Regions from separate parts of the Homo sapiens genome. Here region 2 is linked to region 1. Evidence: read pairs that join two places in POLR2A ChIA-PET (ENCODE). Cell type or tissue: GM12878. All regions are shown on one strand. Each heading gives the region's core, and the rest is flanking DNA. Links, peaks and the distances in the headings are about the cores only.

Region 1 (5,371 bases), core at 145-5,144:
CAAAGTGGGAACTTCCATTCTATGTTGGCCCTTAACTGTAACCCACCATACCTCATCATGCTCCCATCTCCCCTCTAACAAGGAATGACTGTAAAGTAACATAGCTGAGTTTTCTGTAAGCAGCCTACAAACTAGTTTTGGTGCCAGGAGGGATAGAGTTTCAAACAAGAATAAGCGCATGGCTCAGGGATGGCCAAAAGGTTTCATCTGCCTGCCAGCTCCATAGGTCAGGCTAGAGTGACCTTTAGAGTGCCTCCAGCATCCTGTGGAGAATCCTGTCACCACATCCAGCTCAGCCAGAAAGAGCAGCCTGACTTGTTAGTGATGCTGCTATGGGAGTGTGACTGGAGGCCTCCCAAGGTGACTCCTCAAAAGGACTTCATTCATTTAGGGGAACGTTCTAGAATGGTTGTTTGTAAGGCAGTTGCACTATTATTATTCCACTACTGACTGAGCCGAGGCCGTGGGAATGGTTTCCCTGTTAGGACCGGGCACATCAGAGGGTCTGAGGAGTCTGGGCTTGGCCAAACTAGAGGGGTCTTGGTGGAGGTGGTGAGGGGAGCACTGGGTACAGTCTCACCAGCCCCTAGAGGAGCGGCCCCTTGAGGATGGAGCCTGCACCTAGGTGCGGGGTGTGCCAAAGAGACCAACATGCTCTCACTGCCTCTTCCTGGGTATGGGTTGCCCACAGGTTCGAGAAGCTAGACATCACACCCAAGAGTGCCCAGAAGCTAAAGCCGGTGCTGGAAAAGTGGCTAAACGAAGCTGAACTGCGGAACCAGGAAGGCCAGCAGAACCTGATGGAGTTTGTGGGAGGCGAGCCCTCCAAGAAACGCAAACGCCGCACCTCCTTCACCCCCCAGGCCATAGAGGCTCTCAATGCCTATTTTGAGAAGAACCCACTGCCCACAGGCCAGGAGATCACTGAAATTGCTAAGGAGCTCAACTACGACCGTGAGGTAGTGCGGGTCTGGTTCTGCAATCGGCGCCAGACGCTCAAGAACACCAGCAAGCTGAACGTCTTTCAGATCCCTTAGGGCTCAGCCCCTGGCCCTGTGTTCTAGCACTTTGTCCATTTCCCGTGGCATCCGGCTGCAGCCACTGCCATGACAGCACCTGTCATTTTGCCACGTGCAGCTGTGCTCACCCCAGGTCATCAGACTCCACCGTGTGCATGTGCATCAATGTCCCTCTTTTCTCCCACACATCTCACATCATGGGGAGGCCAGAGGGGGCCACACGAGAGCTCCAGGCTCTGGGCTGGTCACTCCGAAGAAGAGGATTTGTGACGTCACTTAGAGAAGCACCTTGCTAGCATGGTTTCTGAAGGGTGAATTCTGGTGGGGAACCAGAAACTCCCTGTCTTTGGGGCAGGGCTAAAGCAGCTCCTAAGGACCACTGGCCATTAGCTCTTGCTTTTGATGGCATTCTCTTTCCACCTTGTCTTCTCCTTTGCTCCTCTGTGTTAGTGTGGCAGGTATGACAACTCATCCAGTGGAAACACAGCCTCACACTGCCCTTCCGCCCCCCACACTTTGCCTGCAGGTGCACCGAAAGGACCTGGGAGATAAAATTCAAAAAAGTGTGATGTGCTGCTCAGAAGGTCAGACTCCATGTCTGCCTTGACCTCAAGGTCAGAAGGTTCCCAAACCCCTGGGGCTGGAACATGGGATCTCCTCTTCCACCTCTTCCTGGTTCCTTTGCGGGGAAAATTGCACTAAAACAGAACCTTTTCTTAATCCATGTTGGAAGGAAGCAACAGTGAACTCTACCTGTTCTGGAGTTCTCCTGGGTCTGCAGAAGGTTGGGAATTTAGAAAATAAGGCTGTTCTTTCATATTTTAATTTAATCTCTGTCAATGGCCATCCCTCCCACAAAAAAACGTGGGTTAAGAGAACTTGCAGACTGGATATGCAAGCAAACGGGCAACTCTGGAGAAAAATAAGGAAAGGAATGCTGACTTTCTCTTTCTTTCTCTTGTCCCCACACCCATTCCCAACCCAATACTGGGGCCTTCTCAAAAGGAGCAAATTAAACAATAAACCAGACAGCAAGGCCCTGGGGGAAAGGACAACATCCTGAAATAAATGATGGAGCCCAGGAAGGTCTCTTGTGGAAGTTGACTTAACTCTAATTTTCTTTGTAACTTTAAGCCTTGGATACGGGAGGAGAAATCTCATTTTGTCGAGTCTCAGACCATGTCTGTGTGTAAGCAATCCCCACAGTGTCCTCTGAGCCAAGGACACCCCCAGATCAGATTGAGTTTTGCTTCTAGACGGGGTAGCTATGGTACCTTGGGGGTTAGCTCTCATCCAAGCTGTTAAGTGAGTTTCCAGCCTCACTGTGGCTGGAAAGCCCCTAAAATTCAGTATGTAACTCCAGGAAGTCAGGAGAGAACTGAGATTTGCCTAGATGACCACAGGCTTGCGGTGTAGATTATCCCTAAAGGGCCCCAAGTCACGGGGGTCAACCACCCCTGTCTTCAGTACTCTTATCCTTACAGAGGCTGGTCTCTAACAGCTGCCTCCAGTGGACCTCCCATGATCCACCCTGAGGGAAGGACCGTCAGCTGGGGACACATCACCACCTCTGTCAGTCACTGGTGCAGAGCCACCTCCTAGCCTAGCTTCCTCTGGTGTCCTGTTTCCTTTCCCACTTACTGTTGGTGCCTCCCAGGCCCTGCAGTGCCAGCGTGGCCACCCTCTTGGTAGCCTGGCCAGTAAGAGGAGGACAGTTGTGTGCTGAATTAGCACACGCACGTGCAGCGCGCACAGACGCGCGCACACACACACACATACACGCTCTGCTGCATTTGGACAAACCATGCCTGCCAGAGTGTAGCAGAGGTGAGGAAGCAGGTGGGCAGCTTGCCTGACCCAGCTTTTCAGGAGAGCGTGTCTCCAACAGAGAGTCTCCACACTCTAGTTCAGGGTTATCGACCTGCCTCAATGAGATGACAGACTCATTTGGGAGGGGTGTTGCAAACAAGTTTTCAGTGAGAATAGTTAAGTTCCAGAGCTTGTAAAGGATTCAGTGACTGACACTTCAGTAAATTAGGCCAGGCACATTGGCTTATGCCTGTAATTCCAACACTTTGGAAGGCCGAGGTGGGCGGATCATTTGAGGTCTGGAGTTCGAGACCAGCCTGACCAACATGGTGAAACCCCGTCTCTACTAAAAATACAAAAATTAGCCAGGTGTGGTAGTGCACATCTGTAATCCCAGCTACTTGGGAGGTGGAGGCAGGAGAATTGCTTGAACCCTGGAGGTTGCAATGAGCTGAGATCACACTACTTCACTCCAGCCTGGGTGACAGAGCAAGACTCGGTCTCAAACAAACAAAAACTTATGGCGATGCAGGTTTTCATGCTCAGACGCTTGCATTCAGGTATGCTTTCTTTTTTGAGAGAGACAAATGGGTCACAGCTGGCACCCTGGGAATAGCACATAATCCAGGGTGTGTCTGTGGTGGTGGACGTGCAGGGGAACACCATCTGTCCTGTGTCATGATGGGAAAACAATCATGAACCACTGGTCTAAATTAGGCCTGGCCATGCTTTCTCAGCCCCTCCCTCATTTAAATTTGTCTTCCCAAAGCTGAGCTAAAACTAAACCATTTCTCCTCTGCTGGAATGATGGATTGGTCATTCAGAGGAACAATACCAGGGGTGGGAGGTTTGCAGGCTGAGTTCCCCAGGCATGGGGGTGCAGGGTGTCCCTGAGGTTTACCCAAAGCACAGCTCGCTGGCCTGTGACCTCTGCCCTTCCTCCCACAGTGTAAGACCCCCCAGGAAGCAGCTGGGGCCTGAACCTCTCACCTAGGAGGTAGGTTTATTTTATTTTTTGTTAGCATCAGGCTCTGAAGGAGTTGGTATACATTTTGTTTTGAAAACATCTTCTGGACTTACACCAGAGCTTAGTGTCGTCTTTACTATGGAAAGAGAGGAGAATGGACAGAAATGGTTTAACTGTGTGGAGTTTTGTTTGTTTTGTTTTAAATGGAAGAAAGACCAAAACTTTCCTGGTGGATCAGCTAGGGCCTTTGACCCTGCATTACCACGGCATTTTATCCAGGTGAAGTCCAGGGAAAGAACTCAGCCAAATGGACTAAGGAACACACGAGTTTGGAATGCGAGACTCTGACATTTTTGTGTTCTTGGAAATCCAATTACCTTCCCATGCCCAGATTTCCTTCCTGCCTCTTGGACCAGGCTCTGGCACTGAGGTTCTCACTGTTCCCAACACAGACAAAGCTTCCTGAGGGCTGGAGGGGCAGCAAGGGGAGAGGAGAATGGGGAAGAAGCGCTTGATGTAGTTGTGTGGAATAAACAGTATTTTTTCTTTTGTACTGGTCTGCTTGTTTCCTGTTCACTCTTCAGGGTAGAAATATTAGTGAAACAGTGTCAGAGGACAGGGAAGTGACAGTCTTTGCTGTCAGCTTGCAGCCTGGAAAATCCCATTGCAAGAAAGCAGGGGTCAGTACTCTGGATTCCCATTTCAGAAGTCCCTGCTTGGGCCCTCCTGCCACCACGACCCTCCCATCACATTGGGGATTCAGTTCTAGAGACAGAAGGGCACAGGGTCTCCTTTTAGAACACCCTTCTTATACCTAGAGCCCCAGAATTCTCTGCCAAGCCCACTTCCTGGACCCCTCCTCTCTGGGTTCCAGGAGCTGTGCCGTTGGTGTGCACACTTGTAGGTCTAAGAGGTGGCTGCCTTAGTCTGCTCTGGTTGCTACAACAAAGTACCTTAGACTCAGTGCCTTACAGACAAGAGAAATTTATTGCTCACAGTTTTGGAGACTGGAAAGTCCAAGATCAAGGTCAAGATCAAGGTCGATGTCTGATAAGAGCCCTCTTCCTCATAAACAGGTATCTTTTCACTGTAACCTCACATGGTGGAAGGGCAAGCAAGCTCCCTTGGCCTCTTTTATAAGGGAGCTAATCCCATTAATCTTACTTGACTAATCACACCCCAAAAGGCCCCACCTTAATCTAGTCAGCCCTCCATATCCCTGGGGTCTGTGTCCTCAGATACAACCTCAGATGGAAAATACAATATTCAAAAACAACAACAGGCCGGGTGTGGTGGCTATTGCCTGTAATCCCAGCACTTTGGGAGGCCAAGGCAGGCGGATTGCCTGAGCTCAGGAGTTCGCAACCAGCTTGGGCAACATGGTAAAACCCCGTCTCTACTAAAAATCCAAAAATTAAACAGGTGTGGTGGTACATGCCTGTAATCCCAGCTATTTGGGAGGCTGAGGCACAAGAATTGCTTGAACCCAGGAGATGGAGGTTGCAGTGAGCCGAGATCGTACCACTGCACTCCAGCCTGGGTAACAGAGCAAGACTCTGCCTCCAAACAAACAAAC
Region 2 (5,371 bases), core at 291-5,290, 140 kb before region 1:
AGTAGTATGCCGTTCTTGTATCATGGATGCATATTAGTCATGTTTTTTGTTTGTGTGTTTGTTTTGAGACGGAGTCTCGCTCTGTCGCCCAGGCTGAAGTGCAGTGGTGCAATCTCAGCTCACTACAACCTCCAGCTCCTGGGTTCAAGCGATTCTCCTGCCTCAGCCTCCTGAGTAACTGGGATTACAGGCATGTACCACCACGCCCGGCTAATTTTTGTATTTTTAATAGAGTTTTAGGGGTTTCACTGTGTTGGCCTAGTCTTGAACTCCTGACCTCAGGTGATCCGCCCGCCTCAGCCTCCCAAAGTGCTGGGATTACAGGTGTGGAGCCACCATGCCCAGCCTATTAGTTATGGTTTTATTGCTTGTTTTCTTCTCCCTGCATAGTCTTGGTTGCCTTCATTTTTTTATTTAGCTCCTTGTTTCTTTGTTTCAATCTTTATTTTTATATTAGATGAATTCCTTTTTTTTTTTTTTTTTTGAGACAGAGTCTCACTCTGTCGCCCAGGCTGGAGCCCAGTGGCGCCATCTTGGCTCACTGCAAGCTCTGCCTCCCGGGTTCACGCCATTCTCCTGCCTCAGCCTCCCGAGTAGCTGGGACTACAGGCGCCCACCACCACGCCCGGCTAATTTTTTGTATTTTTAGTAGAGATGGGGTTTCACCGTGTTAGCCAGGATGGTCTCGATCTCCTGACCTCGTGATCCGCCCGCCTCAGCCTCCCAAAGTGCTGGGATTACAGGCATGAGTCACTGGGCCCGGCTAGAGGCATTCTTTAGATGTTTAGTGATCCTTAACCATCTGCTTTTATTTCAGAGTGGGGGTGGTATTTTTACCCAGAGTGGGTGGGCTGATTGGTAGCTCTGAGCCTTAGATGGGGTTCATCAATAGTGGATTCTCTGTCAGGTGATCTGGCTAGGCCATTTTAGTGGAGGACCTCCAATGTCAGTATCTTTAGGTCTTTCCTCTTGGACTGTTCAGTTTTTCCAGAGAAGTATCTTCCCATTTTATGTGTGGCATTATGGACCTGGCATTCTAGAAGCTGAGTAAGAAGGGAGGCAAGATCATATTCCATAAACCCAGGTTCCCAGTTGAGCATGTGACCTAATACATCACTTTCCTCTTCATTCCAGTTTAGTTTAGCATGTTTTGACTACCAAGTCTAAATACTTGGTCTAATTATACCCATTGGTCTAAATGCTGGGGATAAAGAAATTATTAGAATGCCCTATTTTTGCCACCCCAGGTTCAATTTAAGCCAATAAAAGCGATTGAACTTTAGATATTTAAAGTTCTATGCTAGCATTGTGGAGAGGAAAGATCTTGGTAAGAGTTTTTGTCTCAGGAAGCTCATAGACATGTGTGAGGAGGTACAAACAAATTATGAAACCAAAATACAAGGCAGAACATGAAATAAGTGCAGCAAAAGAGAAGAAGTATTGTGGTTGTTTAGAAAGGAAGAAGAGATTCATTTTGATTGTGGGGACATGAAGGAGGTGGAGATTTGCATTGGAGCTTTAAAACCGTACAGAATTTCACAACCAGAGACGGGGGCGGGGGGAGTGCAAGCAAAAGCCCGAAGATCTGGAGTTTTAGGATTCTGTTTCTCCTCCCTGCAGGGTGACTCTGGGGGCCCCCTCCATTGCTTGGTGAATGGCAAGTATTCTGTCCATGGAGTGACCAGCTTTGTGTCCAGCCGGGGCTGTAATGTCTCCAGGAAGCCTACAGTCTTCACCCAGGTCTCTGCTTACATCTCCTGGATAAATAATGTGAGTCCTCTCAAATGATGGGTTGAAATGGGGTCACCTGGAGACCTACGCACTGGCTGGGTTGGGGAACAAACGTTGGATGGACTGGGCAAGCCGTCATCTTCCTTACCACATTCATGTGTTTACTCCCTTCCCTTCCTTCCACGGTGTACTTTCCTTCAATAAGGCTGCCATCCTGAATTCCCTCCCCTCCACATACCCACAGAGCAGACTTCACTGTATTGTTTATTGCTTAGGGTAAGACAGTGGCAACATCAAATCTGAATCAGGGACATATCAGTGCCTTCCTAAGTCAAAGCCCAGGGAAAAACAGGTTCAGAAAGGCCTGCGTACTCCTAGGCAAGGGAAGGAGGCACCGACTTCCTCTCCCACAACGTCTTTCTAAGGACATTATGATAATTTGCTCTAACTTTTTTTTTTTTTTTTTTTTGAGACAGAGTCTCACTGTGTCACCCAGGCTGGAGTGCAGTGGCTTGATCTCGACTCACTGCAGCCTCTGCCTCCTGGGTTCAAGTGATTCTCCTGCTTCAGCCTCCCAAGTAGTTGGGATTATAGGCATGCACCACCAAACCTGGTAAATTTTTTTTGTATTTTTAGTAGAGATCGGGTTTCACCATGTTGGTCAGGCTGGTCTTGAACTCCTGACCTCAAGTGATCCACCTGCCACCCAAAGTGCTGGGATTACAGGCATGAGCCACAGCGCCCGGCCTGCTCTAATTTTTGACAGGTTTTACCACCTTAAATAATGCTTGAGAGTTAGGTGAGGCTCTGCCTACACTGACCTGGTGGAAAGGCCACACAACACATTTCACTGTGCCCTCCACCCTTCAAACACATTCTGGAGCCTTGTGTATTAATCTTGGCTCACGGCCATTTCAAGGTCTGTCTTTGCCACTGTATTCTGGGTATGTACCTATAACACTGAGCTGTCCTATCACAGTTGAGGCTGACTTCCTGCCTCCCTGTCCCCACACCCTGTCAACTTCCCATAAACCCAGTACAAAACCATACTTAACTGGGAGCCCTGAGGAAACAAGAAAGGAGGTAGGCAGGAGTTACTGACTGTGGACATAACTGTCTTTCCTTCAGGTCATCGCCTCCAACTGAACATTTTCCTGAGTCCAACGACCTTCCCAAAATGGTTCTTAGATCTGCAGTAGGACTTGCGATCAAAAAGTAAAACACATTCTGAAAGACTATTGAGCCATTGATAGAAAAGCAAATAAAACTAGATATACATTATCATACTGTGTCTATTTGTAATTAAGCCCTCCAGAGCAGGGGTCCCTATGCCTGATGATCTGTCACTGTCTCCCATCACCCCCAGACAGGACCGTCTAGTTGCAGGAAAACAAGCTCAGGGATCCCACTGATTCTACATTATGGTGAGTTGTATAATTAGTTCACTATATATTACAGTGTAATAATAATAGAAATGTAGTACACAATAAATGTAATGCCCTTGAATCATCTCGAAACCATCCCCCACCCCGGTTCGTGGAAAATTGTCTTCCACGAAACGGGTCCCTGGTGCCAAAAAGGTTGGGGACCACTGATTTAGAAGAAATGCAGTTATAGGATCCAAGTTGGATTTCACCACATCTGCAGGCTGGGTCTTCCCTTTGCTGCTACCTCTACCAGTCCACAACACAAACCCAGTGGGAGTAGCTTTATGTTATCCATTTTGGGTTACTTTAGGATCTATGTATCCACTAATCTGTCCATCTGCCCTATTCCTGTGGATATTTGCTATATTCGAAGGCACAGAGCTACTTGGGAGGCTGAGGCAGGAGAATCGCTTGAACCCGGGAGGTGGAGGTTGCAATGAGCCAAGATTGCACCGTTGCACTCCATCCTGGGCAACAAGAGCGAAAGACCATCTCAAAAAAAAAAAAAAAAAAAAAAGGTTCCCGAGTGGGCTGGGTACGGTGGCTCACGCCTGTAATCCCAGCACTTTGGGAGGCCGAGGTGGGTGGATAACGAGGTCAGGAATTCGAGACTAGCCTGGCCAAGATGGTGAATCCTCGTGTCTACTAAAAATACAAAAATTAGCTGGGCACAGTGGCAGGCGCCTGGAATCCCAGCTACTCAAGAGGCTGAGGCAGGAAAACTACTTGAACCCAGGAGGTGGAGGTTGCAGTGAGCTGAGATCGTGCCACTGCACTCTAGCCTGGGCAACAAAGCAAGACTCCGTCTCAAAACAAACAAACAAAAAACTTCCTGAGTGACTGAATGTGCCCTGTCTTTCCCAGGTATACTGTGGGTTCATCCTTCTTTTGTTTCCCCCTTTAGTGCCTAAAACGAACGCCCACTCCAAGTTTCTGGGTGATGGCAACTACTAGGATACACCAGAGATAGAAGTATAAGATTAGGAGGCAGGGCAGATACCAGCAGACTAAGAAAGTGACAAATTAGAAAGGAGACTGGAGAAAATCGCTTGGGCCTGGGAGGTGGAGGCCGCAGTGAGCCAAGATTGCGCCACTGCATTCCAGCCTGGGCAATGAAGTGAGATTCTGTCTCAAAAAAAAAAAAAAACAACAATGGAGACTGGAGAGCTAAGAATAGAAAAAAGGAGAGAAGAGAAGATACTAAACAAAGAAACGAAAGGGTTGAGGGGAAGAGGCAGAACAGAAAGGAAGAGGCAACAACAACATAGGGCCTCAAGCTAAGTGTGAATCAGCACTTTAAGGCTGGGACTAAAATTAGGCAACCGGATCCAGGGTTCTATAAACCACAGAGAACTGGGAAACTGATAATTCTGCTGTATCCTGGCCAGGGCTCAGTCTGTTAGAGTGGCCTATGAGAAAGCAAAGGGGGAACTGAAAGGGGAAGGCTAAAAAGGATGAGAAGCAGCTTTTCATGTCAATCACTTAAGACCAGACAAGAGGGACTAGGGTATTAAACATTACAGAAGGAGAAACTGGCTGAGACAGACCCTGGAATTGACAGGCTCAGCAGAGGCCTCTAGAACACTCCATGTGCTATAAGAGGCTGAGTCTGTTCCCATCCCAGTTCCACCACTGAGGAGCTGGGTGGCTGTGGTCAAGTCATCAGCCCTTTCTGTGACTCAATTTCCCTATCTAATTAACTTCTAAGGGTTGTTTCTTCTCTAACACTACATGATTTGGTGACCATCAATTTCAGTTTGCAAGATATTGGCACTAAACAGAGTTTCTTAGGAGACAGTGGCTGGGTTGCATTGCTGAGGATGCCATGTAGTCCTGGCAGGGACACAGGTACTGGCCTCCTTCTGCCAGTGACACACCTGTTAGCATTGCCATCTACTCTCAGTGTTCCCGCAGTACTGCTATTCTCCATGCTTCTCCCCACTTCTCCCCATCCAATATCAAGTCCTTCTATTTTCATCACCCTGCCTCTTCCAGGGCATCACCAAAGCTAACATCCAGAATAAACCCTAATCGCCTGGCAGGGCAAGGTGGTTCACACCTGTAATCCCAGCCCTTTGGGAGGCTGAGGCGGGTGGATTGCTTGAGCTCAAGAGTTCCAGATCAGCCTGGGTAGCCAGGAGTGGTGGCATGCACGCACCTTAGTCCCAGCTACTCAGGAGGCTGAGGTGAGACCATCACTTGGGCCTGGGAGG

What was found. ChIA-PET counts read pairs that join two places held together with the same protein. Peaks named below come from ENCODE experiments on the same cell type or tissue, not always from the same donor. Only the 100,000 strongest peaks of a DNase experiment are listed, where the experiment ranks them.
Region 2: POLR2A ChIA-PET joins it to region 1 with 8 read pairs; 6 of 35 experiments call an interaction of 5 or more read pairs at or near these places.

Annotation. Positions count from the first base shown.
Region 1 is chr12:51,185,913-51,191,283 of GRCh38, reverse strand. POU6F1 (POU class 6 homeobox 1) reads left to right here. Exons shown (of 11, transcript NM_001330422.2): 11 at 692-4,348. The coding sequence ends at 1,037. Among named protein-coding and RNA genes, the nearest start is that of TFCP2, 15 kb to the right of the region's middle. RefSeq lists an enhancer at 2,239-2,448 and a silencer at 2,819-2,958. In GM12878, for the core only: no CTCF peak of the experiment used is centred there; a DNase peak (open chromatin) is centred at 2,433; H3K4me3 peaks cover 344 bases; H3K27ac peaks cover 3,243 bases.
Region 2 is chr12:51,326,083-51,331,453 of GRCh38, reverse strand. CELA1 (chymotrypsin like elastase 1) reads left to right here. Exons shown (of 8, transcript NM_001971.6): 7 at 1,621-1,770; 8 at 2,860-3,012. The coding sequence ends at 2,877. Among named protein-coding and RNA genes, the nearest start is that of BIN2, 4.6 kb to the right of the region's middle. RefSeq lists a silencer at 4,055-4,349. In GM12878, for the core only: no CTCF peak of the experiment used is centred there; a DNase peak (open chromatin) is centred at 4,513; H3K4me3 peaks cover 392 bases; H3K27ac peaks cover 1,341 bases.